Regions from separate parts of the Mus musculus genome. Here all the other regions are linked to region 1. A link is a loop called in an ENCODE intact Hi-C map of the cell type or tissue named here. Cell type or tissue: heart. All regions are shown on one strand.

The links. A loop is a pair of places that touch in the nucleus more often than their neighbours do. Peaks named below come from ENCODE experiments on the same cell type or tissue, not always from the same donor. Only the 100,000 strongest peaks of a DNase experiment are listed, where the experiment ranks them.
Region 2: a loop joins it to region 1, with 2.0 times the contacts of the local background. A loop is called at or near these places in 19 of 42 quality-filtered maps.
Region 3: it touches region 1 in a loop (7-fold over the local background); 20 of 42 quality-filtered maps call a loop at or near these places.
Region 4: a loop joins it to region 1, with 8 times the contacts of the local background. A loop is called at or near these places in 20 of 42 quality-filtered maps.
Region 5: a loop joins it to region 1, with 2.8 times the contacts of the local background. A loop is called at or near these places in 5 of 42 quality-filtered maps.
Region 6: a loop joins it to region 1, with 2.4 times the contacts of the local background. A loop is called at or near these places in 5 of 42 quality-filtered maps.
Region 7: a loop joins it to region 1, with 3 times the contacts of the local background. A loop is called at or near these places in 9 of 42 quality-filtered maps.

The regions. Positions count from the first base shown.
Region 1 is chr17:27,906,832-27,910,831 of GRCm38, forward strand. It overlaps Taf11 (TATA-box binding protein associated factor 11), which reads right to left and starts at 913. Exons shown (of 5, transcript NM_001379368.1): 1 at 670-913. The coding sequence starts at 840. It overlaps Anks1 (ankyrin repeat and SAM domain containing 1), which reads left to right and starts at 2,475. Exons shown (of 25, transcript NM_181413.4): 1 at 2,475-2,815. The coding sequence starts at 2,631. In heart, CTCF peaks have their summits at 879 and 2,059 (motif pointing right); DNase peaks (open chromatin) are centred at 880, 2,490 and 3,380; H3K4me3 peaks cover 4,000 bases; H3K27ac peaks cover 3,420 bases.
Region 2 is chr17:27,855,044-27,859,043 of GRCm38, forward strand. Uhrf1bp1 (UHRF1 (ICBP90) binding protein 1) reads left to right here and starts at 1,464. Exons shown (of 21, transcript NM_001080769.1): 1 at 1,464-1,751. The coding sequence starts at 1,708. In heart, a CTCF peak has its summit at 1,765; DNase peaks (open chromatin) are centred at 1,428 and 2,108; H3K4me3 peaks cover 2,979 bases; H3K27ac peaks cover 2,671 bases.
Region 3 is chr17:28,077,773-28,081,772 of GRCm38, forward strand. Tcp11 (t-complex protein 11) reads right to left here and starts at 2,867. Exons shown (of 10, transcript NM_001085555.1): 1 at 2,803-2,867; 2 at 2,387-2,533; 3 at 214-286. The coding sequence starts at 2,507. In heart, CTCF peaks have their summits at 2,020 and 3,809 (motif pointing right); DNase peaks (open chromatin) are centred at 2,029 and 2,859; H3K4me3 peaks cover 1,562 bases; H3K27ac peaks cover 1,219 bases.
Region 4 is chr17:27,838,287-27,842,286 of GRCm38, forward strand. It overlaps Snrpc (U1 small nuclear ribonucleoprotein C), which reads left to right and starts at 1,801. Exons shown (of 6, transcript NM_011432.2): 1 at 1,801-1,883; 2 at 2,178-2,220; 3 at 3,984-4,000. The coding sequence starts at 1,876. In heart, a CTCF peak has its summit at 1,828; a DNase peak (open chromatin) is centred at 1,785; H3K4me3 peaks cover 2,008 bases; H3K27ac peaks cover 1,239 bases.
Region 5 is chr17:28,170,206-28,174,205 of GRCm38, forward strand. Scube3 (signal peptide, CUB domain, EGF-like 3) reads left to right here. Exons shown (of 22, transcript NM_001004366.2): 22 at 991-4,000. The coding sequence ends at 1,140. Among named protein-coding and RNA genes, the nearest start is that of Zfp523, 5.0 kb to the right of the region's middle. In heart, no CTCF peak of the experiment used is centred here; no DNase peak of the experiment used is centred here; H3K27ac peaks cover 1,064 bases; H3K27me3 peaks cover 373 bases.
Region 6 is chr17:28,162,130-28,166,129 of GRCm38, forward strand. Scube3 (signal peptide, CUB domain, EGF-like 3) reads left to right here. Exons shown (of 22, transcript NM_001004366.2): 8 at 187-309; 9 at 825-941; 10 at 1,603-1,728; 11 at 1,916-2,032; 12 at 2,169-2,273; 13 at 2,545-2,661; 14 at 2,934-3,092; 15 at 3,298-3,513; 16 at 3,858-4,000. Among named protein-coding and RNA genes, the nearest start is that of Zfp523, 13 kb to the right of the region's middle. In heart, a CTCF peak has its summit at 1,748 (motif pointing left); a DNase peak (open chromatin) is centred at 1,752; H3K27ac peaks cover 452 bases; H3K27me3 peaks cover 3,404 bases.
Region 7 is chr17:27,967,304-27,971,303 of GRCm38, forward strand. All of the region lies in intron 1 of Anks1 (ankyrin repeat and SAM domain containing 1), which reads left to right. Among named protein-coding and RNA genes, the nearest start is that of Gm35290, 38 kb to the right of the region's middle. In heart, a CTCF peak has its summit at 2,193; DNase peaks (open chromatin) are centred at 369, 868, 1,308 and 2,308; H3K27ac peaks cover 1,474 bases.

The sequences.
Region 1 (4,000 bases):
TTTAAAATGAAAGGTATGTCGGGAAGTGGTGGCACATGCCTTTGATACTAACACTTGGAAGTCAGAGGCAAGGGGATCTCTGAATTCGAAGCCAGTGTGGTCTATAGAACCTGAGTTCCAGGTTAGCCAGGGCTACCCTGTCTCGAAGGAGGAGGAGGAAGAAGAGGAAGAAGGGGAAGAAGAGAAGGAGAAGGAGGAGGAGAAAGAAGAAGGAGGAGGAGGAGAAGAAAGAAAGAGAGGGAGAGAGAGAAAGAGAGAAAGGAAGGAAGGAATTCATATTTAAACTCATACAGAAATATGGAGAGGGGGAGAGAAGGCATTATCTATCTGACAGCCTTTCTAACTTACTTTCCACTATTGATCTACGCGTGTTTCTAACCTTTGTGCTTCAGATTTTCAAATTTATTTGTCCTTAACCATTTTCTCCTCGTCTTTTATCTTCTTGTCTCCTCCACCTTCCTCCTCAGCCTTCCCCCAAAAGGAGCTGGAGTACAAGCAGGCCTGAATAGGGCTCTAACAGCACCTACACCTTCCCGTTCCCTCTCCTGCCCCTCAAGGTTGCAGACTCACAAACAGTCGTGGGGGAATTCTAGTTCCCTGGCTTTGGAAGAAAGCAGTCAGGAGCGCACCCGGGTAGTCCTGCAGCGTTATCCACCAACTTCCACCTACCTCGCTTTCCTCCGCCGCGGCTTCTTTCAAGTCCGCGTCTCCATCCCTGTCGGTTTCCTCCGGGATTCCCTCAGTGTCGGCTGCCACCAAAGCCCCAGGAGTAGCCCTCGTCTCCTCTGACTCCCCTGGCTCCCCGCCTTTGTCTGTGGGCGACTCCCCGAGGTTGTCCATCGCGAGAGCAGGGGGTCAGAGGCGATGGCAGCACCGCCGGGAGAAGGAGCTGTGGAGCGGAGCTGGAGCTGAGGGCTCGTCGTCGCGCCGCGATGACGTCACGCCCACGGATCCTGGGAGGGGTCACTTCCAGAAGCGCGTTGGTTGCCCAGGGGATTCATATAAACGGAATTTGTTTTAATGTGAAAGAAATGTAGAAGTCTAGATCCTCCGCTTCAGGGCAGAAGCGTTTTTGAAAGAGCGTAATTCGTTTCCCGAGAGACTTCTTTTTCCTTCTTTTTCTTCTCCTTCCTGGGAATGTAATGCCAATTAACCCTTCTTTAACTTTACTCCTTCAGCCCAAAGTCGGGGAACAGGGAGAGAACTCGGTCCCGCTGCTTGTTGTTGCCGTGGACTGAGCAGCTTCCGGCAGCGACCTAACCTCGGATTTCCCAAAGAACTAAGACCACCGGCTTGTGTCCACCAGGGAAGTTTCCCTTCTGTTTCGCAAGCATCTCTAACGCCAACAGAAAGTATCCAATGGTTTCATTTAACACTTCAAATATTGGCCACCTGCCTCGCGTCAGAACAGGCTAGTGTTGTGAGGGAAAAACAGAAAAAAAAAAAAAAGTCATCCTTTCCCAATTACATTTCCCTCCTTAGTCCACCAATATTAAAAATTGGAAATGGTTCCCCAAATCTGACTTTTAAAATGTCTCTCATGACAACTAAGAGAAAGAAGGTCTCTTCTGACTTTTTCTGAAGAGTTAGTAGGATGGAGTGCGAGGATAGTGTCTGTTAAGAGTTCTTACATTTTTTTTTCATGTGTATGGGTGTTTTGCATGTAAGTCTGAGCTCCACATGCGTTCGTGGTACCCTGGGAGGCCAGCAAAAGGTGTTACATCCGCTGGAGCTGGAGTTACAGACTGCTGTGAGGCGCCACAAGTGATGGGAATCAAACCTAGATTCTCTGGCAGAGCAACCAGTGCTCTTAACAGGGAACCACCTCTCCAGCCACCCCCGTACTCCCTCCCCCCCCCCCACCTTTTTTTTTCTGGAGAGAGGGTCTCACTATGTAGCCTTGGCTAGCCCGTAACTTGCTTTGTAGATCAGGCTGACCTTAAACTCACAGCGATGCAGCCAGCGGCTTCTGCTTCTCGACTGCTGGGACAAATGGCAGTTGCCACAATGCCAGTCTAACTGCAGAAGTAAAACTCTCAGGTCTTCCCTCCAGGAGGCACCAGAGGGAGGGATTTTTCAAGTCTGGTTCTAGATCTCCGCGCCTATCCCGTATTGAATCTATGCGTTTTGAATGGAGTTGAAAACAGAGGTACGCGTTACCCCCTTTTCTTTTGTTTCTACGGTGCCAGGAACAATGACCGCATTTCCAGTGCCATGAGGTCCCAAACCTTTGGGAAGGCGAGCAGTTCGGGAAGCTCCTGCAGGCGTGCCGCCTCCGATCTCCGCCACCTGGCGAATGGGCGGGTCCGCTAGGCGTAGACCGCGCCTGCGCCAGGCTCGGCTCCGCACACCGAGGCTCCCCTCCGCCAAGCGGGCTCACCTGCACGGCGGCGCCGAGCCCCGCCCACTAGGTGGGCAAGGGGGCGGGGCGCGGGGGCGCGGTGACGCGTGACGCCGGATCCCGGAAGTGACGCGCCGCCAGGGAGTGGGGGAGGCCGAGGAGGCGGGGGGAGAGGGGGTGGCGTCCCCGGCCGGTTTGAGGGGTGCGTTGCCCGGAGACGGAAAGTTTCGGAGCCGGAGCAGGCTCTGCAAGGCTCCGGGTTGAGGTCCGAGGGGTGGCGGTCCTGGGGATGGGGAAGGAGCAGGAGCTGCTGGAGGCGGCCCGCACCGGGCACCTCCCGGCCGTGGAGAAGCTGCTGTCCGGGAAGCGGCTCTCCTCCGGCTTCGGCGGCGGCGGCGGCGGCTCAGGCAGCGGCGGCGGCTCCGGGGGCGGCGGCCTCGGTTCTTCTAGCCACCCGCTCTCCAGTCTGCTGAGGTGAGTGCGCGCGCCGGGGCTCGCAGCCTGGACTGCGAGGGCTCCCCCGAGAGGTCACGGTTCCTGGGGCGCGCGCGGCGCAGGCCGGGCTCTCGTGTCTGGCGTCGCCGCTGCGGAGAATGGGGGGAGTGCCCAGGTGGCAGCCCGCGCCGCATGGCACAGCTCGGCGTCACCCTCGCCCGCCGTGAGGTGCCAGCTGTCGCTTCTCACAAAAGCCGCTTCAGAGCAGACCGAATTCGCGGAATCCCTCTCACATCCTGCAGGGACTCCCACGCCGTGCAGAGCCTCGCGACTCCCCTAGAGCACATTCTCGGCTTCCTTCCCCAACGAGCTTAGAACGTTCCACCGGGCTGTGCGGAACCCGGCTTTTGTTTGTTTTTAAAATTGCTTCTGCATTGATCACGCACGAGGTGTTCAGACTTTGAGCCCCTCTTGCGCCTGAAGCTCAGTTTGTCGTTGTCACTTTGGCTGGGTTCGTCCAAGTGGCATCTGCTCATTTCCCCCCTGAGACTTAATCGGAAAGAAACCAAGGCTTGCTCAGGGAGCTGAGGTGCGTTCAACTTTCTGAGATCTTTTAGACACTTGAATCCCGGGCTGCAAGGCTTCGGGAGGGAGGGGTCACTCTTTGTAGCTTACAAGAGGGAGGGAGGATTAGAATGCTCTGTCAGAGTGCATAAAATGTGTTGGTTCAGCAATGCTTTCTTAGCTGTTTTCTTTTCCTTCCTTGTTTTGAGGCTTTTGAGAAGTGGAAGTTCATTTAGAAGTGGTTTTCTTAGCTTCTGTTCCTTATAGGTTCATGCACTTTCAGTTTGAGTGAGTTTGGAGAGCTTGGACCCAGGAAGCCCACCGCTTTAATAAACAGTTATTCAGTACTGAGTCTCAACCCATATTTTTTTTTTTTCAGGAAGATTTTAAAAAGCACGATCCTTTGGGGGAAGAAAACCCCAATTCTGTTGGCTGCACCCAGTGTCTTGAACAATACTGGCTTATAGGTGGTACTCAAGATTTGTTGAATAGATTTGTTGAAAATTACTGATTGTAGAATGATCTCTGTGTGCGTGTGCATGCATGCATGCAAGCCTGCATGGTGAAGGCTTGACATTTGGTGTCTTGCTCAACTGCTCTCCATCTTCTTTGAGACTGTCTCTTACCAAACCTGGAATTTGCTGATTCTGCTCCACAGGC
Region 2 (4,000 bases), 52 kb before region 1:
CCAGGTGTGGTGTGAACAGCCACATTTTTTGGCGCTCAGGAGGCAGAGACAGGAGGATGGCTGCCACTTTGGCCACATCCTGGTCTATCTACATAGCAATCCCTGGGCCATCTAGGGCTATATCTGGATACCTTGTCTCAATCTCAACCAAGAGTAAACTTTTTTTTGGTGGTTTTTCGAGACAGGGGTTCTCTTTGTAGCCCTGGCTGTCCTGGAACTCACTTTGTAGACCAGGCTGGCCTCAAACTCAGAAATCCGCCTGCCTTTGCCTCCAGAGTGCTGGGATTAAAGGCTTGCGCCACCACGCTGGGCTCCAAGAGTAAACTTAAAAGACCTGGGGACTGGAGAGATGGCTCCCTGCTAAGTGCTGCTCTAGAGGGCTTAGGTGCAGTGCTCAGCACCCACACCAAGTGGCTCACAACTACTTGTAACTCCAGTGCCAAAGAATCTGACAGCTTCTGGTCTCTGTGGGCACATGACATTCACACTCACATAGGAATGCACAGATAAATAAAAACACTCCGTCTTTGGGGGGCGGTGCGTCTGAGTGGAGTACTTACCTCATTTGCTTGATGTAATTAATTCCTACTCCCGCCAAACTTACCAAGAAAGCAAAACCACACGAAATAGCGAGAATTAAAGACATTGGCTCTCATTTCCATTGCTCCCTTTTCAAAAGGCAGTTAAGTATATTGAGTCATGTACTAATGATCAATAGACATTTAAATTTCCTAAAGGGGGCTTTAAGCAAAGTATGTTGGTTAGGTTTGCTGTGGTTGTTCGGCGTTTTGACCTCAGCAGTTTGTCAGAATGGTGCATTGGGAAATGAGATCCTGCACTGAGCCATTGTCATGCATGGAAACAGGATTCAGCCCTTGCCCCAGTTTTGTAGCTTTGGTCAGATGGTATCTGAGTATCTCCTGGATACAGTGAAGAGTGGAAGGAGCCTCCATCTGTGTTTAATGGAGTGGCCCAAGGCTTGGCGAGCACTTTATCACGGAGGCCTTATGTATTTAGCAGCTTAATAACTGCAGATATTTTTCTTGAAACTGGAAGCATTAAAGGTTAGATTTCTTGGGTCTTTTTTTTTTTTTGTGGTTTTTCGAGACAGCGTTTCTCTGTATAGCCCTGGCTGTCATGGAACTCACTTTGTAGACCAGGCTGGCCTCGAACTCAGAAGAGACAAGGTCTCTTAATGTAACCCTGTCTTGGTAGTCCCCATGTAGACAGGGTTGGTCTCAAGGTCCTATATTTGCTTGCCTCTGGCTCTGGAGAGTTCGGAGTAAAGGCGAATGCCACCATCTACCTTCTGGAAGAGTGAGCCCCGCCTCTGAGCGTGTAAGCCCCGCCCCGCGCAGTTGCCCCGCCCCCTATGCCTCTGAGCTCCCGCCGCCCCGCCCCTCATCCCTTGCGCCTGTGCCGCCGCGCGCGTCCCCGCCCCTCGCCGTGCGCTCTCGCCACGGGGATCCCGGAGGGTGGCGTGCGGTCTGGGTTCTGCTCCGCGGGATCCTGCGGCGCCGCACGGGCGGGTGGGAACGCGGCGGAACTCCTGGCGCTGAGTTAGGGGCGACAGAGAGCCATGGCGGCCACTGTGGCTACGGCAGCCGGTGCCCGCGCCGCGGCGAGGTGAGAGGACGCCTCTTTTCCACAACTGAGGAGGCCACGGCTGCCCGTCTGCCTGCATTCCACGCGGGCCCGGGCTGCAGCATGGCCGGGATCATTAAGAAGCAGATCTTGAAGCATCTGTCCCGGTGAGAGCGCCACCCCGCGTACTCGGTCCTTTTCCGAGCCCTCCGACCTCCCTCCGGCCGCTCTGGGCGAGCGGCTCCCTGCAGGCGCGATTCAACTCTTGCGGGCCGTTGTCGGCGCTGCATTACTCCCTCGCCCGGGCCACCTTCCTCCCCACCCCCGTCGCCGCCTCCTTCCTCGGCGCGGGTCACCCAGCCCTTTCCTGGCCGTACCTTCCAGACCCGCACGGAACCTGGCAGGCCAGCCCTGGAGGCCTCTTCCCGCCTGCCGAGCCGCCCAGCGCCGGTTCATTTCTGGCTTTGCCGCTCCGTGCTGGATTACCCAGGTCCCCTTCGATTGCAGCGCCGACGCCGGCTTTCTCCTTCTGTGAGGCGAGCTCCTCCTCTTCTGTCTGACCCTGTTGCATCACTCTTGAAAAGATATAAACCCTTCACCCGAGGCTGGTCGTCCTTTCGGACCTCCCTCCTTTCTGGGTCCGCTTTCTTCTCCGTACACAGACGGATTGGAGAAAGGTCAGCGGAGGTGGGGGATAAAGTTTCAGCAGCCTTCCCTTTAAGATGCCATGGAGGTTTGTTTGACAGCCAGTGTCCACTTGTGCTTTGTGGCCTCCTGTTAAGCTGTCCTGTCGCTCTGTATTTGGGGCATGACGGGTTAGCTGGCAAGACACTTTTCAGCTATATCTGAAGGACTCCTGGTCTCTGCGTGATGATGCAGCTTGTTAGAATGGGTGGCTGCGAAAATTGGGAGCTAGCTTTGCAGTTGGTTTTCGCTGCTTATTCTAGCTTGGTGATGGTTGTTAATTTAGGTTGTCTCAGAGGCTCTAGTGATCCAGAGTTTGGCAGCACAGTGACTAGTGGTTTTCAAGAGGTGTGTGTGAGTGTTGCCAGTCAACATGGAACACCAGGGCTTGTGTGAGCCTCTGTCCCTGACGTGGTGTCCCCCGTTGCCTGGCTGACATTGGCTTATGTGATCTTAGACATTTATTAGCTAGATTCAGATACCTTGTTTGATTAACTGTTATGTGCATGACTGAAGGGCCGGCTCCTGGAGTCTGGGCACTTCCTCTTCAACGTTTATCTCTTTCAAACTAGATAGTAGTAGTAGATACGTCAAAGACTATCTAGGCTGCTGTGGTGCACACACCCCCGAGGTCCTAGCATTTGGAGGCTGAGGTAGGAGGAGTGGGGTTTTAAGGCCAGCCTACAGTAGAGTTCCCAGCCAACTTGGACCATGTGGTGAGACAGTGATAAATTAGAAGACTCCATGTGTTTTTATATTGAAAGATTTATTTAAGAGCCTCACAGAGCGCCCAGTAGGACACCGGGCATTTTGGGGGTTACAACTTGTGTGGCTAATTGTTCTTATTGGGTATGTGTGTGTTGTTTTGTGTGCGTTCAGAGAGGTGCAGAAGTGCCACAGTGTGCTAGTGGAGGTTGCAGGGCAACTCTGGGGAGTCATTGTCTAGTTCCACTTTCACAATGTGTTCTGGGGATCAAACCCAGGTCATCAGACTTGTGAGGCAAACACTTTGCCCTGTTGAGCCTTTCTGCTGACCTTTTCTTTGTCTCTTGCTGTCTGTCTGTCTGTCTGTCTGTCTGTCTGTCTGTCGGTCGGTCCTTCTGTCTCTCTCTTGAGGCAGTGCCTCCCTTACTTTGTAGCTGGAGTTACTGTGCTTCCTGCCTTAGCCTCCTGAGTGCTGGAGTGGTTGGCAGTGGACACCATGCCTGGCTTTAGGCAATTTTTCTATAGCAGTTTGTGTGGGGGTGACGAGGGCACACATCTGAATGTCTCTCAGAGCGTCCTGGAATAAGTGAAGGACCCTTGCTGTAGTCCGATGCCTCCCTCTACTCCCACTCTCCTCCTCTTTTTTTTTTCTTTCCATCCCTCCCTCCTTCCCCCCTTCCTTCCTTTTGAGACAAGGTCTCAGTATGTGTAGTCTTGGTGTCCTGAAACTTGTATCTAGACCAGGCTGGTCTCAAAGTCCCGGAGATTCTCCAGCCTCTGCCCCCTAAGTGCTGGGGTTAAAGGCGTATGACTGGCGTCTACCCCGCTCTTGACGGAGGAAGCAAGCTTAGCAAAGCTAAGTGACTTTTCCAGAAGATAAAGGCACAGACAGAACCAGCTTCCTTACTCTGGAGCTTCCCCTGTGTGCCCTGTACCTCCAGTGAGCATACAATGGTAATGAGACACCCTGGAGCCTTTGTTTTTGTTTTTTGTTTTTGTTTTTTAAGACAGGGTGTCATGTAACCTG
Region 3 (4,000 bases), 170 kb after region 1:
CTGTTTCCCAAGTGCTGAGATTACAGGTGTGAGCGTGCCGAGTTTATTTTTAATATTTATCTGTTTATTGGTGAGGGCACATGTAATTAAACTCAGGTTGTCAGGCCTGGCAACAAGTGTCAGCCCACAGAGTCACCTCCCCAGCCCCCAGAATCCTTCGGTGCTGAATAACGACATCAGGAAGTCACATACAGAAACTGTAAAAGCCAATACCTGCTTGAAGATAAACTCCTTTCTTCCAACTGACAATCAAGCTTGGAAGCGTCATGGACTCTCTCCGTCATACCTGTAATTAGAAGAAGTTCTGGTGGACAGTTATCAACCCACACATGTCTGAATCTCCTCAGGGTCACTCGTCTGAAGGCCCCCGGGGTTATATCTGAGTCCACTCAGCCAGTCACTTGTACTTCCCCAAGGGCGTGCTAGAAATGCTCAGGGCAGTCCAACACAGTGAAGGCTAAAGTTCAGGCAGGCACAAAATGAAGCGGATTCAAAGATAAAGCTGTCAGGGCTGGAGAGATGGCTCAGCGGTTAAGAGCACTGTCTGCTCTTCCAGAGGTCCTGAGTTCAATTCCCAGCAACCACATGGTGGCTCACAGCCATCTACGATGGGATCTGATGCCCTCTTTTGGTGTGTCAATGATAGTGTGCTCGTATACATAAAATAATCAAGAAGGTTATTAGTATTGCACACCAGTTTGCATTGGGAGGCTCGAGGAAGGTTCCCTCCTTCTACCTTCTCATGGCTGCCTGGGCATCGGCTCAGTCATCAGGTTGGTGGGGTCGGGGGAGCTTAGCTGCTGAGCTGCCTCACAGGCCTGAAAAGGCACAATGTTTTGTTTTGTTTTGTTTTGTTTTGTTTGTTTTTCGAGACAGGGTTTCTCTGTGTAGCCCTGACTGTCCTGAAACTCACTCTGTAGACCAGGCTGGCCTCAAACTCAGAAGTCTGCCTGCCTCTGCCTCCCAAGTGCTGGGATTAAAGGCTTGTGCCACCACTGCCCGGCAAAAGAAAATAACTGTAGAGATCCCATAGGACAGCACTGTCTTTCTCAGAAGGAAACATGACAGAAGTATTTAGAGTCATGCCTGTATCCTCAGACAGTAAGGAAAAAGGAAAAAAACACACACACACAGAGAAAATTAAAAATGGAGGAAGTCTCTGGGTTTTACGTTTCAACAAATTGAAAATATTTCATGGTGAGAAAATTGACTGGACTTTGATAGAAAATCTAGAGTCCTTGGCTGGGTTATAAAAGCATAAACTACAGGCTGGACAGATGGCCAAGTGGTTAAGCCACTTGCTGCCCTTTCCTAAGAGCTGGGTTACCCTTGGCTCACAAGCATCTGTAACTCCAGTTTCAGGGCGCCCGACATCTCTTCTGGCCCTGAACACACACGGTGCACAGACATACCTGTAGACAAAACACCCACTCACACAAAGAAAAATAAACCTTTTTATAAAAACAAAGGTGACCGGACCCTGCTCTTCCCAGCATCTGTGCAGTCCTTCATTATCCCAGCCGAAATGGCTGGCATGACACAATCAGATCCGTAAACAAATCCGAGGTGAAAGGAAACCTTCAAAGCTACAGCCACTCCTCAAGAAACTCTCCAACTGCAAGAAGCAGCCAGTTCCGCCCAGAGCACTCCGGAACAAGGAGGGCTTAAAGAGTAGAGATTTAAGTGTGGCTACAATTCTTAAAAATTCAGATTGCCCCCCTAAAAAAAGAAAACTGCAACACAACAAAGCCAACGTGTTATACACAGTTCCAAATTTTTACAAAAGGAATTTGATTGTATACTCAGGAGTCACTGTACCTATGGATGCAACAGCCATTGTAAGAACTGTTTCCAAACCAGCAGCACCAGCACGCCCTGACCTTGAACCCCACAGGCCAGGTTCCTATTTGGATACACAACCCCAGCCCGAACCCAACCCACCCCACCCCACCCCTCCGGGTACACCTGGATCTTGTCTCAAGTCACAGCGTTAAGCAGCAGCGACCCCGCGTGGCCACAGAGGAGAGACTAACTGTCCAGCGTCACAGGAAATCCATGGCAACGCTTGTGCGGGAGCATTTGAAACGAGGGGGAGGGAGGTCCGGACCTGCAGTCCCCGCACTTGGGGGACCCTGCCTCAAGCAGATACCTAGCCTGTGCGAGCTCGGGGTCCCGCCGAGGTGGCCCTTTCCCGGGGATGGCGGAAGCGGTGCCCCACGCGTGACCGAGGGGAGCTTCGCTCGGGCGGAGGGCTGGGGACACCGGGAGGTCGGGCCAGTCCGCAGTCCTCCGTGGCCCACGGGACCTCGTGGCGCCGTCTTTACCCCGCGCCCCTGCGCGGACCCTGGGGTGAGGGCGGCCGTGCTCGGGCGACGGTTGAACCTACACGATCGGTGCCCCTGGGCGCTGCTCGCGCTCTCCCGGGTGTTTCCCCCGCGGGATTCACGGGAGGCGCTCTCTGCCGCGCCGGGCTCCTTCCGGGCCGCCCTCTCTTTCACGTCTGGCATCCTGGTGATGGTGGTGGTGGTGGTATCTGTGTGGTGACAAATGTTGGGGGCTCGTCAGGGCCAGGGGGGACCAGAGCTGGCGCAGGAAGAAACTGAGGCCGCAGCCCCGACGGACGCCCCTCCCCTTACCCCTCTCCATCCCTCACCACCCCTTGTCTCTCCCTCTCAGTATGCCTCTTCCCCTCACCTCCTCTTCCCCTCTCCCTTCCCCTCTTTCATCCCTTCCCCTCCGTGGCTCACCTCCGCCCTCCCCCTCCACTTTCTCCCTCCCCTTCCCTCTCTCCACTCAGCTCACTTCCTTCTCTGCCGGCCCGCCCGCTCTGGCTGGCTGGGCGGCACGGGGTGCGGGTGGGCTAAACCACTTGGGGGGATGAGGCAGGGGCGGCGTGGCTGGGTGGAGCCACTGAGCCCCACGTCGATGCTGTCACACACTCCACATCCCCACCCTGCGAACTGAGCAGGAGTGGGAACGCCCGGTGTTGCCAAACAAACAGCTTAGGTGTCCTGGCAACGAGGCGCGAGGCGCGTGGCAGCCCTCCCCACCAGCATCGCGACCCGCCACCGACCATCTGCCGCCACCTTGGGTGAGACCGAGACTGGGGCAGGACGGTCATCCCTATTGATTCCAAGTGTCAGGATCTGGGGCTTAGGGGTAGCCTGCAGAGCATGCACAGGGGTGCTAGCCTCGAACTGCTGACCCTACAGCCTCTGCCTGAGTGCTGGGGTCACCCGTGTGAGCCACCACCAAGGGTTCATGTAGTGCTGGGCATGGAAGGGACCTCATAGGCTGAGCTCCATTTCCAGATTCTTAAAAAAAATGGAGGGTGAGGCCTGGAGAGATGGCTCAGCTGTTAGGACCACTGGCTTTCTTCCAGAGGACCAGGGTTCGATTCCCAGCACCAACATGATGGATCTCGGCCATCTGCCACTCCAGTTCCTCGGGATCATACTTCCTATATTTACATATATTTACATACACGCAGGCAAAATACCCATACATATAAAATTGTCTTGTTTTACATATAACATTCTCTTGTGTTTTTTGCTTTTTTCCCAAGACAAAGAAAGTTTCTCTATGCTGCCCCAGCAGTCAGGGAACTCTTCTGTAGACCAGGCTGGCCTCAAACTCAGATCTTCCTGCCTCTGCAGGGATTAAAGTCTTTTAAATACCCACGCCTTGGGTTTGGGGAGAGAACATGGAGAGGGTGTTTTTCCCTCATATTCTTTCTGGCCTCTTAATTACTCTGACTTGAAGTCATCATAAAACCTATGCAAATGCATCCCATCCATGCAGTACCCCAGGCGTTCAGAAGAGGGCGTGCGATCCCCCGGAAATGGCTGTACCGCCTGATGCCGCTGCTTTGCTTGCCAATCCCTGACTTTGGAAAACCTGAAAGTAACGGTGCAGGCCTGTCACCCTAGCTACTGGGGAGACTGAGGCAAGAGGACAGACTGGCCAAGGCCTGCTTGGACTACACAGTTCCAGGACAGAC
Region 4 (4,000 bases), 69 kb before region 1:
TCTAGAGACTGTCCATAAGTTCTGTGACTCTAGAGAACCCTGACTAATACAGCCACCACGCCCGGCTTTAATTTATTTTTTGAGACAGGGTTTGTCTGTGTATTCCTGATTGTTCTGGACCTCACTCTGTACATCAGCCTGACCTCAATCAGAGATCTGCCTGCCTCTGCCTCCTGAGTGCTACGATTAACCACCCCGCCAAAGGTCTAGGTTATTTAAGGAACTAATAAGGACCAAAGTTATCTGAAGGTGACAATGAAAATCACTGCTTTCAAGTGATATCACATTTGAATTGAATTTTGCAAACCAGCCTAGGGATAGTAACTTTTCTGACTCTCTCTCTCTCTCTCTCTCTCTCTCTCTCCCTGCCCCCCCAAGTGTGTGTGTGTGTGTGTGTGTGTGTGTGAGAGAGAGAGAGAGAGAGAGAGACAGCAGTATGACTCCTCCCTCCTCTCTCATTCTTTGGAGTTCAAGTTAAAAGGCAATCCACTTTGTTTGAGAGAACAGACTCTAAGTTTGACCTGTTAGTTGGCAATGTACTGCTAACAACGTCTATAGAATCACTACCATTTATGGTGGCCTAAGTGCATAGACCTTTCGCTAAATGCCCTATGAGCTTTACATTTAAATTTTTTTTATATTTTGTTTTATTTTAGACAAGGTTTCCCTGTGTAGCCCTGGCTGTCCTGGAACTCACTCTGTAGACCAGGCTGGCCTTGAACTCAGAAATCTGCCTGCCTCTGCCTCCCAAGTGCTGGGATTAAAGGCGTGCGCCACCACTGCCCGGCTTAAATTCATTTTTGTATTATTGTATGTATATGGGTGTTTAGTTTGTAAGTGCACCATGTATGTGCCTAGTGCTGGGAGTGGATTAAAAAAGATCCATCAGACACCCTGAGACTTGAGCTGCAGACAGGTGGGAGTCACCACGGGGGAGTGTTGGTGATCGAACTTAGATTGTTCCAAGAGCAACAAATGCTTAATCGCTACACCAATTCTCCAGCTACTTTCCAGCATTTTTACATTTGATTCTTCCTTAAACTGCACAAGTTATTACCTTTACTTTTCAGATAAGGAAACTGAAGCTCAGAGAGAGTAAATTGCACAGCTAGGAAGGAAGCAGGGAGACAGGGTTTAAAACTTGAGACCCGCCCCACTCACCCAGGAGTGTGTCCCTACAATTCACGTCTGTCTTAATTGCTCAAATACAATGATCAATTTCTCAGTGATCGTCTTCTACATTTTCTTTGTCTTCCTTGATGTTCAGCTGCGCTCTTCCCCGCTTCATTTCCCCAGCATAGGACTTTGATCCCTCAGCCACTGATCGATTTCAGCTTACTGCTAATCAGGTCTTGGAGAATGAGAACTTTTACCTGATTTGGTTCTGCCTTTTTCACTTCTCATTTACAGAAGAGCTGGGTACATACTAGAGCAGTGGTCGTGACACCTTTTGCGGGTCGAACAACCCGTTCACAGGTTTCTCCTAAGACCATCAGAAAACACCGATAATTTGCATTACTAGTCATACGAGTGGCAAAATTACAGTTATGAAATAGCGACAAGAATAATTTCTGGTTGGGGGGGTCACCACAATTTGAGAAGCTGGATTAATGATTCGCAGCGTAGGAACTGCTGACTCAGGGTTTTGGAACCTTTTGTTGATAGTACTAAATTACGCACTTCCTAGACGGAGTAACTAATCCTGAATAAGTGAGCGCGGATTGAACCTCAGAGGCACCCACAGCATCCGTAGGGCAGAGGCCGGAAGCGGAAGTCCTACCCCTCCTGTCTGCATCCTTTGCTCGCGTCGGCGCAGCCTGTGTGCGTCAGTTCCTGGCGGCGGGGATCGGGGTAGCCAACGGCTTGTGGAGCATCATGCCCAAGTGAGTGTGGCCCTGGGAGCAAGCGGACTTGCGGTGGTCAGTTGGGTCCTGGTGAAGGTGCAGGGCGGCGGCCTCGGGTTCTGGACGTTCCGAGGGGAAGGCGAGCCCCTCCGAGGGATGGCGGGTGGAGACCCAGGCTCTCCGGCCATCCTGGCAGAGTGGGCGCGGACCCTCGCTCAGAAGCCTCGCATTCTGTCAGGACGCTTTGTTTGACTTACAATCCGAGGAAGTTGGGTTTTGGGTCTGTTTGTTTGGACAGCTGTTAATTGCTGACGTTTTCTTTTGTCATTTCAGGTTTTATTGTGACTACTGTGATACGTATCTTACCCACGATTCTGTAAGTGGCGGGTCTTTTTTATAATCCTAAAACGCCTTGTATGCAAAATTCTTTTTCTTTAGGTCCAGGTGTGTGCATTACAGTCTCCTGGAAATTTTATGACAACCTTTCTTAGAAAGTAATTAGGAAGCGGGTGTTTTTTCCCACCCTTTTTGTGAGGTCTTTGCAATTTGAAGGTATTTGCAGAATGATAAAACTTTAAGCAAGCTTGAAGATGGAAAGCATTTGCGTATACAGAAACTGCATGTACCTGTAATGTCAATACTTGAGAGGCTGAGCCAGGAAGATGGCAAATTCCAGGTCAGTTAAGGATACATATTGAGACCTTGTCAAAATAACTCGCCCCACCCTCCAAAAAAAGCCCAACAAAACAAAAAACAAACAAACCAGGAGTGTGTTCCTACAAACTTGCAGATTTGATTATGTCACATTATTCAAATGCCTGGTTAAAATGGAAAGAAATGTCTTAGTGTACAGCTCCATTCTCAGCTCCTGTGAGAACCTCATTAACTATTGATCATCAGGAGGAATAACTGAGATATGTGATTAGTGTTGCCCCGTGTGTAGCAGCCACAAGGCCCAGCAACAAAGTTAGGGCCTGGCGCCTGTCTTCCTAGTACACTGAGATGGAGCATTGCTGTGAGTTTAAGGCTATGGTGGGAGACCCTACCTCAAAAAAAAGCAAATCAAAACAACCTTTAGCAACAACAAAATTTGGTTTTTATGGTTTTAATAGTTTTAAATAATCTATTTATCTGCCCCCCCCCCCCCCAATCTCCTGAGGAAACAAGACAGATCTTCTGGAATAATTTGTAAACCAGGCTGACTTCGAACTCACAGAGAGCTGCTTGCTTTCTGCCTTCTGAGTGCACGGAGTAAAGTTATGTGCCACCACTTCCTTGGCTTATTTATTTTTGGAAAGGGTTTCATTATGTAGCCCTGGGTGGCCTAGAACTTATGTAGAACAGGCTGTCCTGCTGCCTCCATGCCTGGGATTCAAGGCCTGCATCACTCCGACCAGCCTATAGTACTGTATTCTCCTAATAGTGTGGCTTAAATATATTTAAGCTGCTGTTTTCCCATGAGAAACATGAGGACGCTGGGCGTGGTGGCGCACGCCTTTAATCCCAGCACTTGGGAGGCAGAGGCAGACGGATTTCTGAGTTCGAGGCCAGCCTGGTCTACAAAGTGAGTTCCAGGACAGCCAGGGCTATACAGAGAAACCCTGTCTCGAAAAACCAAAAAAAAAAAAAAAAAAAGAGAAACATGAGGACATTGAAATAGTACCAGGATTCAGATCAGCCATACGCATGCTTTTTCTTAAAGTAGCAAACTGTTTTAGATTTGTAAATATGGAGTCTTTATAATACTAAAAAGTCTTTATAATACTAAAAGTCATTGTAGACAGAAGCCATAGACAGTAAATAAATGAAGCTGCCAGGCAGATGTATAACCCAGTTGGTAGAGCACATGCCTAAACTACAGAAGCTCTGAGTTCTGTTCCTGGTACTGAGTAGTGAGGGAGGCCAAGAGGCAAGGATCTATGTGTCTGCCAGTGCTCAAAAGCAAATGTTTGATGGGTAGGCCCCAGTATGCTGGCCTCTGGGATAGTTTGTAAGTCCAGGAAAGATGTGTACTGAAGGCAGTGTATAAAAGGTATTTCAGTGTCTTAGCTAGGCTTCCCACCCAGAGGCAAAGCGGGAAACCTTTTTAGTTTGGTGATTTTTTTTCTCTGTGTTGGCCATGACCTTTCTGTTTTCCAGCCATCTGTGAGGAAGAC
Region 5 (4,000 bases), 260 kb after region 1:
ACAGGAAATGAAAACCAGAGAGCAGAAAATGGGTTCCAAACATGAAGCAGACTAACTGAGCGCCCCACTGTGGCTGCCGTGAGGAGGGAACGCTATGGTGGGCCAAGGATAGAAACACAGAGATCAATCCCAGGCCCAGTGGCTCACACCTCTCGGACTAGTTATTCAAAAGGCTGAGGCAGGAGGATGGTGTGTTGTGGGTCAGTTGGAGCTACAAAGCAAGTCCAAAGCCAGTTTGAGCAACTTAGAGAGACTCTATCTCAAGTAACAAGAGTGCTCAATAATAGAATTGCTATTGCAGAGTAATAGGGTATAATAGAATTCGATTATAGCAATAATAAAATTGCTGACACTGGAGTGGCCTAGGTGCTGGAGAGTTGGCTCAGTAGTTAAGAACATCTGTTACTTCTTGCAGAGGAACTGGGCTCAGTTCCCAGTGCCCACACAGTGACTCATAACCATCCATAACTCCAGTTCCAGGGAATCTAACACAATTCTGACCTCCTCAAGCACCAGGCATGCATGTGGTGCACACACATACACACAGGTGAAATTCACATAAAATAAGTAAATCTAGGAGGAAAACAAAAGAAGAATACTAGGCTATTGTGTCTGAGGGCCTAGTATCACAAAGGAAAGGAATAGACCAGCCATTGGAATAGCCCAGGTGAGAGTTTATGGTGGTGTCACTCCGCGTGGCAGCTGTGGGCTGGCAAGCTGCTCAGACAGATGCTGGGCATACGCTGAAGGCAGAGTCAACAGCTGGCTGTAGCTGAGACACTACGGAGTCAAGGATGCCCCACAGGCCCAGCCTGAGCAGCGGAGGCCTAGACCTGTGGCTAACTGAGCTTTGGGGTTCCAAAGGAGCAGGGGGAGGCCCTCTGAGCATGCTCAGTGTGAGCTGCTGTTAGACAGGAAGAGGGGCTGCTGAGTATTCCTCTCCCCCACATGCCACTGAAGCTGACAACTGCCACCTGCCATCTCCTGCAGGACAAGAAGCTTATCAAGGCCTTCTTTGAGGTCCTGGCCCACCCTCAAAACTACTTCAAGTACACAGAGAAACACAAGGAGATGCTGCCAAAATCCTTCATCAAGCTACTGCGCTCCAAAGTCTCCAGCTTCCTGAGGCCTTACAAATAGTGCCTGTGGGCCCGAGACCCAGTTCAGAGCTCCCACCTCCCTGGCCCTCAGAGTTGGCACCCCAACCTCAGACAAGAAACTGTCTCTCTTGAAGGAGAGATATCACCACACCAGGCGCTCTCCCTTTCGGCCTTTCTAGTTACCTTGTCTTCGTTCTGTCTCTCTCCTGGAAGTCATTCAGTGCGTCTCTGTTCCCCCCAGAGGTGAAGGAATAGACACCCTCTATTCCTCTGCCGTTATAGCATGGTGCCTTGCTAGCCAGGAGCCAAAACACCCCCTCCACAGCCCCCGTGCTCCCCAGAGTGGGTCTTCACAGCCCAGAGTCCTGCCAAAGAAGCCTTGGACATAGCAGCTTTGTGCCAGCATCAGGCTGCTGGGGCACAGAGTTTAAGCCCGGGGTGCCCACACAGTTGGCGTTCTCATCTGTAGAGCTTGCTCTCATCTGGCCGGGGCTGACTCCATAGGGTTTACAAGTGATCCATACCAATGGGATAGCAAACCCCTGCCGGGTAAGGGCGAGGAGCAGGCAGGGGCCCTGGACATATAAAGCTCTCAGATAGCTCTGCAGGACAGAAAGCGGGTTTTTAAAACATTGCCCAAAACAGAAAGAAAGAAAATGTGTCACCTAAAGGAACTTCCTACAGAACAAGTGGAAGCCAGCCTCAAACACTAACCCTTTTCTTGCCAGTACCCCCCGCCCCCGGCCGTGCCCTCACCCCACCTAAGGGCTCCCTGGGGGAGGCCTACCCACCCCCTGGTAAGCGCTGTCCTTAAAGAAGCTGGGCTGTTGACTTTCCAAGCCTAGACCTTGCTCCACGGGTGTTTTCCCTTGTAGCCCCAGGTGGCTTGTGGGTTCCACCAAAGAGGACCCCACTCTGCAGCCAGCCTGGAGCTACCTACCTCTAGCCTCGGGCTGTGGGCAGCAGGAGGAACAAGTGTGAGTGCCCTTGGCAAGCCGCCTGTCCACCCTCTCCACATCTGAGAAGTGCAATCATTTTGAGTCTTTCTATGTCGTCTAGAGGGAGGGGGGATTGTTTTTTTGTTTGTTTCTTTTTCCTCTCAGAATAACCCTATTTATAGCTGCCTAGGAGAGAGGGGTGTGCTGAGGCTGGAGAAACAGCAGTCTGTCTGTCGGGAGCCTTAAGTGCCGGAGCGGCTCATATGTCTCAGTCCTCCCTGAGGCCACACAGAACTTCAGAGCCCTCAGCAGCGCAGAGCTAGGGCTATCCCTCAGAGGTGCCCCAAGCACAGGAGACTAGCTCTGGTAACTTGATGAAGCAGGAGGAGGAGGCTTCCTGACTGAGCTGATCCTGCCTGCCTTGTGTCTCTCTGTGGATTCATGGTAACAGAAGCAGATGGACTTGGTCAGAATCTTGTGCGAGTAGGGACAACCTGTCTTTCCCTATCTTCATGCTCTCCCCTGACACGGCATGGGAGGGGATCGGGATAAACTCTATGGATGGCCAGCGCAGGCTCCCAAGACAGCCAGAGAGGGCTGGAGCAGCCTGGAATTGGACAGTTCTCCGTGTATGAAGCGGGGGAAGGACAGGAACCAGACGTGTGCCTGAGACCTGCCACCTGCCTCTTGGAGCTGACTTCAAGCCTGATTCAACTACTGTCTTTCAAAAGAAGAATGGTGTCTGTGCCTGAGCCCGGGCTCTGCATATGCTCCACCCTTAACCTAGATGCTGCCTGTAAAGTCTCCAATTGTTCCTTCTTGTTCCCCGAGGCTTAGTCCTGGACATCCACCAATGACTCCTCAGGTCCAACTTTAGGTAACTGCCAAGAGATTCAACTATCAAATAGTCTGATCCCCACACACACCAGCCAGCAGCAGGCGAAGCTCGCTTCCTGGATGCCTTAGCCAACACGGTGGGGGTGAGGGTCGGGTGGGGTCAGAGAGCTATTGCAAAGCTGTTGAATGGTTTCATGCAAGAGGGGCGAATGGGCATTTAGTGGGTCCCCAGAAGTGCCATAGAACAGCCTGAGTCACGAGTCCTTTCTCCCTAACATTTTGCCAGCTCCTGGAAAGCCACAAAGTGAGAGTGCCTCCCAATGTATGCCTTTAGGGCGTGGCTTCTCCGCACTCCCCCACCCCACCCCCCAACCCCCATCTCACCATACATACACGGACACTTCCTCTAATCATTTGTTCTATGGCTGATGGGGCAGCACATGAGATCTATCGTACGGAGAGAGTAGGCCACTAGACTTAGCTGATATCAAGATGGATGGAGGAGATCAAGCAAGGGCTTTCTACTGCCAACCAAGTTGGCAGCAAGGAATCCAGGCAGAGCTGTTACGAACTTACAGGGGATATTGGCCCTGAGCGCCTCACTCTGGGAGCTGAGTGGGCTGAAGGAGGAGTTAAGAACTCAGGGACTTTCTAGGACTGCACAGGTTAGACAAAAGAGGTTTCCAGGAGAAGGGGGGATGGGAAGATGGTGTGAACAGGAACCCTTCGTGAGCTGACCTAGAAGCTTCTCTGTGGGCTATGGTGCTTACGAGGTCATGTAACCCCGGCGCCTCATCCATCCCAGTGCAAGACCTGCTGTGAACTGAGTCCCAGCGTGGGAAGCCATTTCCACATGTGCTCCAAGCACGGAGTGACAAATGTCAAGCAGGCCCTGATATCCTCAGCAGCACCTCGGTGCCTCTTTAGCCTCTGCCTCTATTTGTGTCATTGACCCAGCCAGTCCCCAAGCCTGAGGTAATTAGGAGAAAGCCGACCAGAGCCTGGACGTTAGCTGCCCACCCTGTGCCTTCAGTGATCCTTCGAGGACTGCCACTGGCCTCACTACGGTCATTTCCATGTGGAGGTGCCGATGGAGAAGATGGTACAGTCTGGGCTCTGGCTCCT
Region 6 (4,000 bases), 260 kb after region 1:
GACTTGGCTTCAGGAGAGATGGTGTTAGTAATGGCCAGATATCCTAAACAGGGAAGACATGGAGACAGAAGGTGACAGCCAAGTTAAAAGGGCCAAGCCAGGGCCCTCCTTGATTTTCCTTGTCTCTGTGAGGAAGAGATCTGGGCTCCTTTGCCCCTAGCCTTCAATGCTGTCCTTCGTCCCCAGATATAGACGAGTGCCGCTTAAACAACGGGGGCTGTGACCACATCTGCCGCAACACAGTGGGCAGCTTCGAGTGCAGCTGCAAGAAGGGCTACAAGCTTCTCATCAACGAAAGGAGCTGCCAGGGTGAGCCGGCTCCGGCCAAGGGGGCGAGTGTCAGGGATGCTGTATTCCAAGCGTCTCTGTAGGCAGGGCTATGCCGCAGACAGACAACGGTAGTCCTTCCTTCTTGCAGGCCAGCTCCATGCTGAAATACACAGCTTGGCAAGGGGTGAGCAAGCTTTCACCACAATCCAGGTTTTCCCAAGTGTGGCCTGCTGCAACTAGGTTCCACATGCACAGGTTCCAGACCCTGGCAATTCTGGTGGTGCACTTTTAATCCCTGCACTTGGAAGGCAGAGACAGGCAGATCTCTGGGTCTGAGGCCAGCCTGGTGCGTTCCAGGATGGCCAGGGCTATACAGAGAGACCCTGTCTCAGAAAAACAACAAAAGCCCCAAACCCCAGACAAAGGGTACAGAGGGAGTTGTGCGTGCTCAGATCTGGAGTTAGGCCAAGGTCTTTCAGCATCAGAGCCCATCACCTGAGCATGGACCAGGTGCCCCGAGACAGACTCAGTGGTTCGAATCCTTGCTGTTCCAGATATAGATGAGTGCTCCTTCGACCGAACCTGTGACCACATGTGTGTCAACACCCCGGGGAGCTTCCAGTGTCTCTGTCATCGTGGCTACCTTCTATATGGTGTCACTCACTGCGGGGGTAAGCCAGCAAGATCACACCTACACCTGCCTGCTTCCCAGACACCCCAGCCCTCGACTCTTCACACTCCAAATGGCTGTGCTTGTAATGAGAAATCCTTGGATGGTTCTTGTCTACATCCAACAAGATAAAATAGAAGGCACCTTCCAAAGACCAGCTGGGAGACAGGATACCAGAGAGCAGCATCCTGGCAGCAAGATGCTTGAGGGTTTCACGTAGCCCAGGATAGCTGCACACACACACACACACACACACACACACACACACACACACACACAGCCAGTGGTGACCTCGAACTCCAAACCTCCAGCCTTCACTTCTCGAGGGTTGCGATGGCAGGTGGCACAGACTCTGCCTCCTAATTCTACCTTGCATTCCCCATCGCTGTTCCCAGAGACCCACCCTCTCAGTCTCTAGCCCAATGAGACAGTAAGAGAGGAAAGTTCTGAAACCTTGGTCTGGTTGGATTGGCCCCTGCTCAATGGCAACTATGACTGGGGATGTAGAGAAGGGAGAGAACTTTGAGCTCCTCACAGGCCAGAGAACCTTTTACTTTGTTTATGAGAATGTTAACGTGAGACCTACCTTCCTGACAAGATTTGTAAATGCACAGTAATCTCTATAAGGGTACTGGCAATCTGATCTCTGACTCCTCCCACAGATGTGGACGAATGTAGCATCAATAAGGGAGGCTGCCGCTTTGGCTGCATCAACACCCCAGGCAGCTATCAGTGTACCTGCCCAGCAGGCCAGGGCCGCCTTCACTGGAACGGGAAGGATTGCACAGGTGTGTGGCGCCCTCTGCTGGCCAGACATAACAATGCTGTTTCAGGGGAAGGTGTGAGGGGGAGCCTGCTGGGTTTAAAATGTGCAGGTCTCCTTGGGCATGTAACTAGTCCCCCTTTCCGCATTAACTCTCTGAGGGCAGGAAGACAAGGCATGTTCATATTCTCAGACCTTGCTTCCCTTCCTAGAGCCAGTGAAGTGTCAGAGCAGTCTTGGAGCCTCAAAAGCCATGCTTAGCTGCAATCGCTCGGGCAAGAAGGATACTTGTGCCCTGACCTGTCCCTCCCGGGCCCGGTTCTTGCCAGGTATGTGAGAGAGACGGGGTTCTGGGGAGAAGGGAGGGCAGACTGGCTGTTCAGCAGTGCCTCTGTTCCCCCGGGGTTCCTCCAACCATTGGGGGTTGAGAGGTGGGTCAGAGCTGTGATAAGCCCCTTCTTTCAGAGTCAGAGAACGGTTTCACCGTGAGCTGTGGTACCCCGAGCCCTAAAGCTGCTCCAGCCCGAGTGATCCACTCTGGGAACAGCACCGTCTCCAGCTCCTGCCATGGTGAGCACCTGCCCAGAGTCCTCCTCTTCTCTGCCCCCACAGTTCTCCTCATCCCTGGCCGACTCACCCTCTACCTCCCTTGTTACTCTCTAACTCTCCAGCTTTGCTGCCAAGCTCCTCCTATCTTACCCCTCCTATCTGTTACCCTTGGCTTTCCTGATCCCACTCTCTAGCTAAACCTTACTGCTGAGCTCGGAGCCACCTCCCAGAGCAGGCCGTCCCCAGGGTCCCCAGGCCCTGGAGCTGTGCTGAGCTTCTCTTCTCCCTCTAGAGGCTGCAGTGCTGCCAGTCAAGCAGAGAGCCTCCTTCAAGATCAAGGATGCCAAATGTCGCCTGCATCTGCGAAACAAAGGCAAAGCCGAGGAGGCCAGCAGGATCCTGGGGCCAGGTTTGGACCTCCCTCCCTGGCCCCACCAGGCTCTCCCCACCTCTCAGCCCCTCTGCCTAGTTCTGTCATGGATTCACCTGCACCCTGGGCTGTGGATAGAATGGGGAAGCTGTTGTAGGCTAAGGCCCTGGAAGTCCCCGTCATTCCCTCCTACCGAGAAGAGGGTTGGGGGTAGGGATGTCTGGGGCGGATGGAGAAATAGGAGAGTCAGAAGAGAGAACTTGTCTTCAGTGGAAGCTACAGTTCGAGGTTGACACGGCCTCTGTTTCCAGGTAGTGTCCCCTGCTCTGACTGCCTGGTCACTTTCATCCACCTTAAGTGTGACTCTTCTCGGAAGGGCAAGGGCAGGCGGGCCCGGACCCCCCCAGGCAAGGAGGTTACCCGGCTCACCCTGGAATTGGAAGCTGAGGTCAGAGCAGAAGAAACGACAGGTGGGCCTAGGGACATTGTTGGGTGGAGGGCCAAAGAGGAGGGCACATAGCCTGGATCCAAAAGGGACAAGCCAAGGGAAGGGGGCACCTCAACTCTGGGCCTGTGTAATGGCGAGCAGCAAACTCCAGGGCTGCCCCTGTCGGCTGCCTTCTGCTCTGACCTCTCTCTCCTCATTCTCTGACTCGCACAACCATCCATTACCAGCTGGCTGTGGGCTGCCTTGCCTCCGACAGCGGATGGAACGGAGGCTGAAAGGGTCCCTGAAGATGCTCAGAAAGTCCATCAACCAAGACCGGTTCCTGCTGCGTCTGGCAGGCCTTGACTATGAGCTAGCCCACAAGCCAGGCCTGGGAGCTGGGGACCGAGCAGAGCTGGTGGAGGTCTGCCGACCTGGGCAGCACCGAGCAGGCACCAAGTGTGGTAAGGGAGCTTGCCGGGAAGCAAAGGTGTGGGGAGTGGGGGAGGCCCAACTTGGCCCTGGCTCAGAGCAGAACAGGACCCCTTGTCTCAGGTGAAGCTCTCAAAACGTGAGGTGGCGAAGCCCCTCCTGCCCACGGGCCTCCTTTCTCTGGTCCCAGGCTGAACCTCGGACACTAGGCAGGGCCGGCAGTTCTCCTGCACTCAGATTTGACATCCCTATCTCTCCAAGCAGGGTTCTGTTCGTTCCCTAATAGATCTCCCATGGCTGGAGGAGCGGGAAGGGGAGTCTTAGGCCTGGGTGGTGGGAGATGGGGGGGTGGCTAGCGCGGCCGACTCTCCCTCAGTCAGCTGCCCGCAGGGAACGTATTACCACGGCCAGACGGAGCAGTGTGTGCCATGCCCAGCGGGCACCTTCCAGGAGAGGGAAGGGCAGCTCTCCTGCGACCTTTGCCCTGGGAGTGATGCCCATGGGCCTCTTGGAGCCACC
Region 7 (4,000 bases), 60 kb after region 1:
GCCGAGAAGAGCACCAGGAGTTTCCAGGTAGCCATTGCCCCCCAGAAGCCTGCCTGTCGGTGTGGGGTGGGTCTGCCCTTGGGCCCCCTCCTCTCCTAAGCTGTGTTGGGTATAGGTGTGCAGAGGTGACGTGGGGCACTGTCTTTCTTGCCCATGCAACCAGACTTACATTTCAGTCTTTACTAAAGCTCCTCTAGCCAGGCAGGTAGCAAGTCCTCGGTCCTCTGCTCCCGTCCAGAACAGTGCCCGCCTGCCAGTCCTCTTGTGTCTGCTGTTTTTCCCCTACAGTAGCAGTCACTGCTGTCATGGCCCTCTGTCCCCTCCCTCTCCCTCTTTCTCCTCCTGTGACTCCCAATTTGTGAGGACCGGTGAGACAAGTTCCCTCACTGACCCGGGAGCTCACGGATTGAGCCTGGGTTCCAGGGATCCTGTCTCCCACCTGGGATCAGAGGTGCATGCCACCAGGCCTGGCTTTTGCATGGGTCCTGAGAATCCGAGTTACTCTGGCCTGTTCCACTATCCTTAAAGTTTGGCTTCACTTAGTAGTCTTGGTTCCTGCAGATGTTGCGCTGGTGGTCATTGTTGGATTGTGTCACTGTGGCTGTCACAGTAGTTCATCTGTGGAGCCACTTAGGATACAACAATCCCATTTCTTCTTCACATATAACTTATTAATGACCTCTTGGTTTTCTGAATTTACTTCTAAAACCACGGCTATACTTGTTAAATCCCTTAAGAGTTTCCCTGCGTCCCAGGCAGATTGATGTCACTGTGTCCTGCAGATATTCCCCAGCCGGCTGAGTCCCTGGGCCTGCTTTCCCGGCCACCCATCTTCCCTTTTCTCACCGCCCACGTGTTCTGTAGAACAGTGTGTCCTCCAGTGTTCTTCCTGAGAAGGCGTGGGGGTCAAGTTTGAGATCTTGGGTGTCTAAAAGCACTGTATGGTTTGAGCATTGAGAGTAATGTGTCTCCTGGAGAGGCCAGGCTGAGAGTGAGGTCACCTCAGGAGTTGCTTCTGTGTTTAGTGTTGCCTTCCCATACCCAAGCTTTCCTTGGTGCCCAGGATCCCTGTCTGTCATTTGTAACTGTGTACATCTAAGGCTAAGAAGCTGATTGGACACTGTGCAGAGGCTAGGAGAGCTTGTCAGAGATACTCTGTATCTTGGTACAGGGCAGAAACCCCCCAGATCTGCAGCTCCTGACTGGAGTCATTGTGTCTCCGAAAACTAATCTGGCAGCTTCCTGTTGGTTGTGGAAGGCCAAGTGGGCCATGGGGCAGGATCCGCCCCTTGGAGATGAAGGCTTCTTCTAGGAAGATGACCCAGTGGGTAAAACCCTTGTGTGCAAGGACAGGGACCTGAGTTCCAGTCCCCAGCATCACATCAAATCTGGGAGTGGTGGTGCACACCTGGAACCTGGGGTGCGAAGACAGGCCCTAGGGACTCACTGGCCAAACAGCCCAACTGAACCCGTAAATCCCTGGTCCAATCCATATGAAGAGCAAGAGAGGAAGACCTGCTCTGGGACTCTGGTCTCCCTGTGTGTAACCAAGTACGTGAGCCTGTGCATGCATGCACTCATGTTCACACTAAATGAAGACTTTCATAAGGACCTTTCCAGCTCCTAGCATGCCTTCTGTGCAGGGCCATGCTTCACATGTTAACACATGTGAGCAGCCCCCTGACCAGGACTTGCTGGGCAGACCTCACTCACCAAATGTGATGTGTTGTGTTCACAAAGTCCAATCCAGTCCAATCTGCCCTGCAGACCCTGCTCAGCTTGCAGGTGTGACTGTGCTGTGGGAAACAAGGGCGAAGAAGCTCCGAGGTGAGGTTCAGAGCCAGAGATGGTCCACGCCTTCCTGTACTCCCTTGCCATCTTCAAGGTTTTCAGAGGCCCTGTCTAAATGTAGGTGCTTCCGTGGCATAGGAGAAGGCTGCTTCAACAGCAAACGGCTTTGATACACAGTAGGTTGTGAATCTGGCTCAAGTTTCTGGAAATGTTGAGTGATGAAAGTCTTGAAGCCACCATGTGAGCAAGTGGTTCAAATAGCGTGCCTGCCGCGTAGTAGGAGCAGCTGCTGTGGACAGAGCCTAGACCCCTAACCTAATCCTAAAGCTGTCCCAAGGATGCTAATATGCTAGACTGCTCCAAGGTTGCAGAGAGTCAGCTTAGGTTTATCCTGCTGGTCAGGGCAGGAAGTGCGGCTTAGCAGAACCTCCCGAAACTATGTATAGGAATGTTCTGGACTGTCTTAGAGCCCCGCCCCCACCTCCATTAGACTCGCTGTGTTTGTGGGTGAGCAGCCTTCAGGACTTGCTGCTTGAGGACAGCCGCAGGGAGGAAGACCAGGATTTGTAAATAGCTCTTTTCTTGAGCTGCCAAAAAGGAAGAGCGTTGGGTGGAGAGGATGTGGCTGCCATCCTGTCCAGAGCTAAAATCCAAACAGGGAGATTATAGGTCTATGATCTAGTGGAGTTCATTTGCTTGGTCTGTTCCCTGGACCCCAAAATCTTTAGGTCAGAGAAAAATGGCTGGGGAGGCTGGGGGTGCGCCATGTCCTTGTCAACTGCTGGGGTTTTGAGGGAGTGTGATGCTGGTGTAATCACCGCTGCAGTCCTGCTGGGGGCTGTTGCCCTTGGTATTGTAGGAGGTAGACAGCGCCTGTTGGGTTGCTGAGCTAGCAAGGCTGCTTCATGCTACTTCCCATCTCCCTTATGGCATTTCTGTAAGAACCAAAAGCACTCTGAAGGGGTGCCAAGCGCTGCCTAACTGTTGCTTCCAGTCTCTCATTGACCTGGCTTGTGACTCGCTTTTAGATGCTAATGGGATGTTTTATACTAGACTCCCTTGTAGGAGCCCCCCTCTCTCCTTGATTTTCCACGTCATTTCCTTTCCATCCTCCTGTTATCATCAAGTACACTTAGGCAAGCTGGTTTTGGAAATGGGAGGAGTAGAGGGATCAAGGCTTCATGGTGGACAGGGTCAGCATGTGCTTCAGGCTTACTGTCTGGCCTTCTTCACCTTGTTTGTCAATGACACCAGTGTCAAATCACAGATGTCTCACACTTTCCATTTCCTGTTAACTCACTTAACTGCCAAGTATGGAGCACGTGGAAGTATGAAGTGCATTTCCAGTGTCTCGAAATGTACGTGTTGTAGAAGGACTCACAAAGCTCCTCCCTCCCAGTAACACTTCAGACACTGCATCTGAGTGGATCTGTTCAGTGCTTGTGCCTGGCACATTGCTTTCAGTGAATGGTCCTCCAGATTCGTTTCTTCTGTTGCAAATGATGGGATTTCCCTTCCTTTTCAAGAGTGAGTAATAGTCTACTTTCTTTTCCTGCTCACCAGTTAAAGGACCCTCCTGCCGATTAGCTACTATAACACAGTCCTAAGTGTGGGCATGCTCAACGCTCTCCGGTCATTGCTTTGGGTAGATGTTTGTACAAGGTAGTGGTTGCTGGATCATGGCACACCCGTGTTGCTTTCTGTGAGGCTGAGTTCACATTCCCAACAGCAGTGTCGAGGCCGTGCTTGACGCCCTTAACAGCTCCTACCTTTCGTCTCTTTTGCAGTGACTGTTCTGACAGACACGCAGTAAAGTCAAGTAGGTTTGAGTTTGCATTTCCTTAAGACTTAGTGACACAGGGTAGTTTTTCATCTCCCCATTGACCATTTGTAAGAATAAAATAGCCCGGTATCCCAGCTTCAAGTGGGTGGGAGGCAGAAGCGGAGTGGTCGGGGGTTCAGGTCATTCTGAGCAGTGTGAGGCTCTATCTGTAAAGACGTTTCCCTGTCCTTTGCCCATCTTTAGATCAGCTTGTTTCCTCGCAGTCAGCCGCATCCTCCTGTTTATGTTAGCATTGTCTCAGGTGCAGTGTGCAGGCGCTTTCTCCCTCACCTAGGGTTCTTCTCTGCAGGTTGTTTCCATGGCTGCTCAGGCACCCAGCAGGCTGTTAGGAACACCTCTGCCTCCCTATGTCCGTTCTTCCCGTAA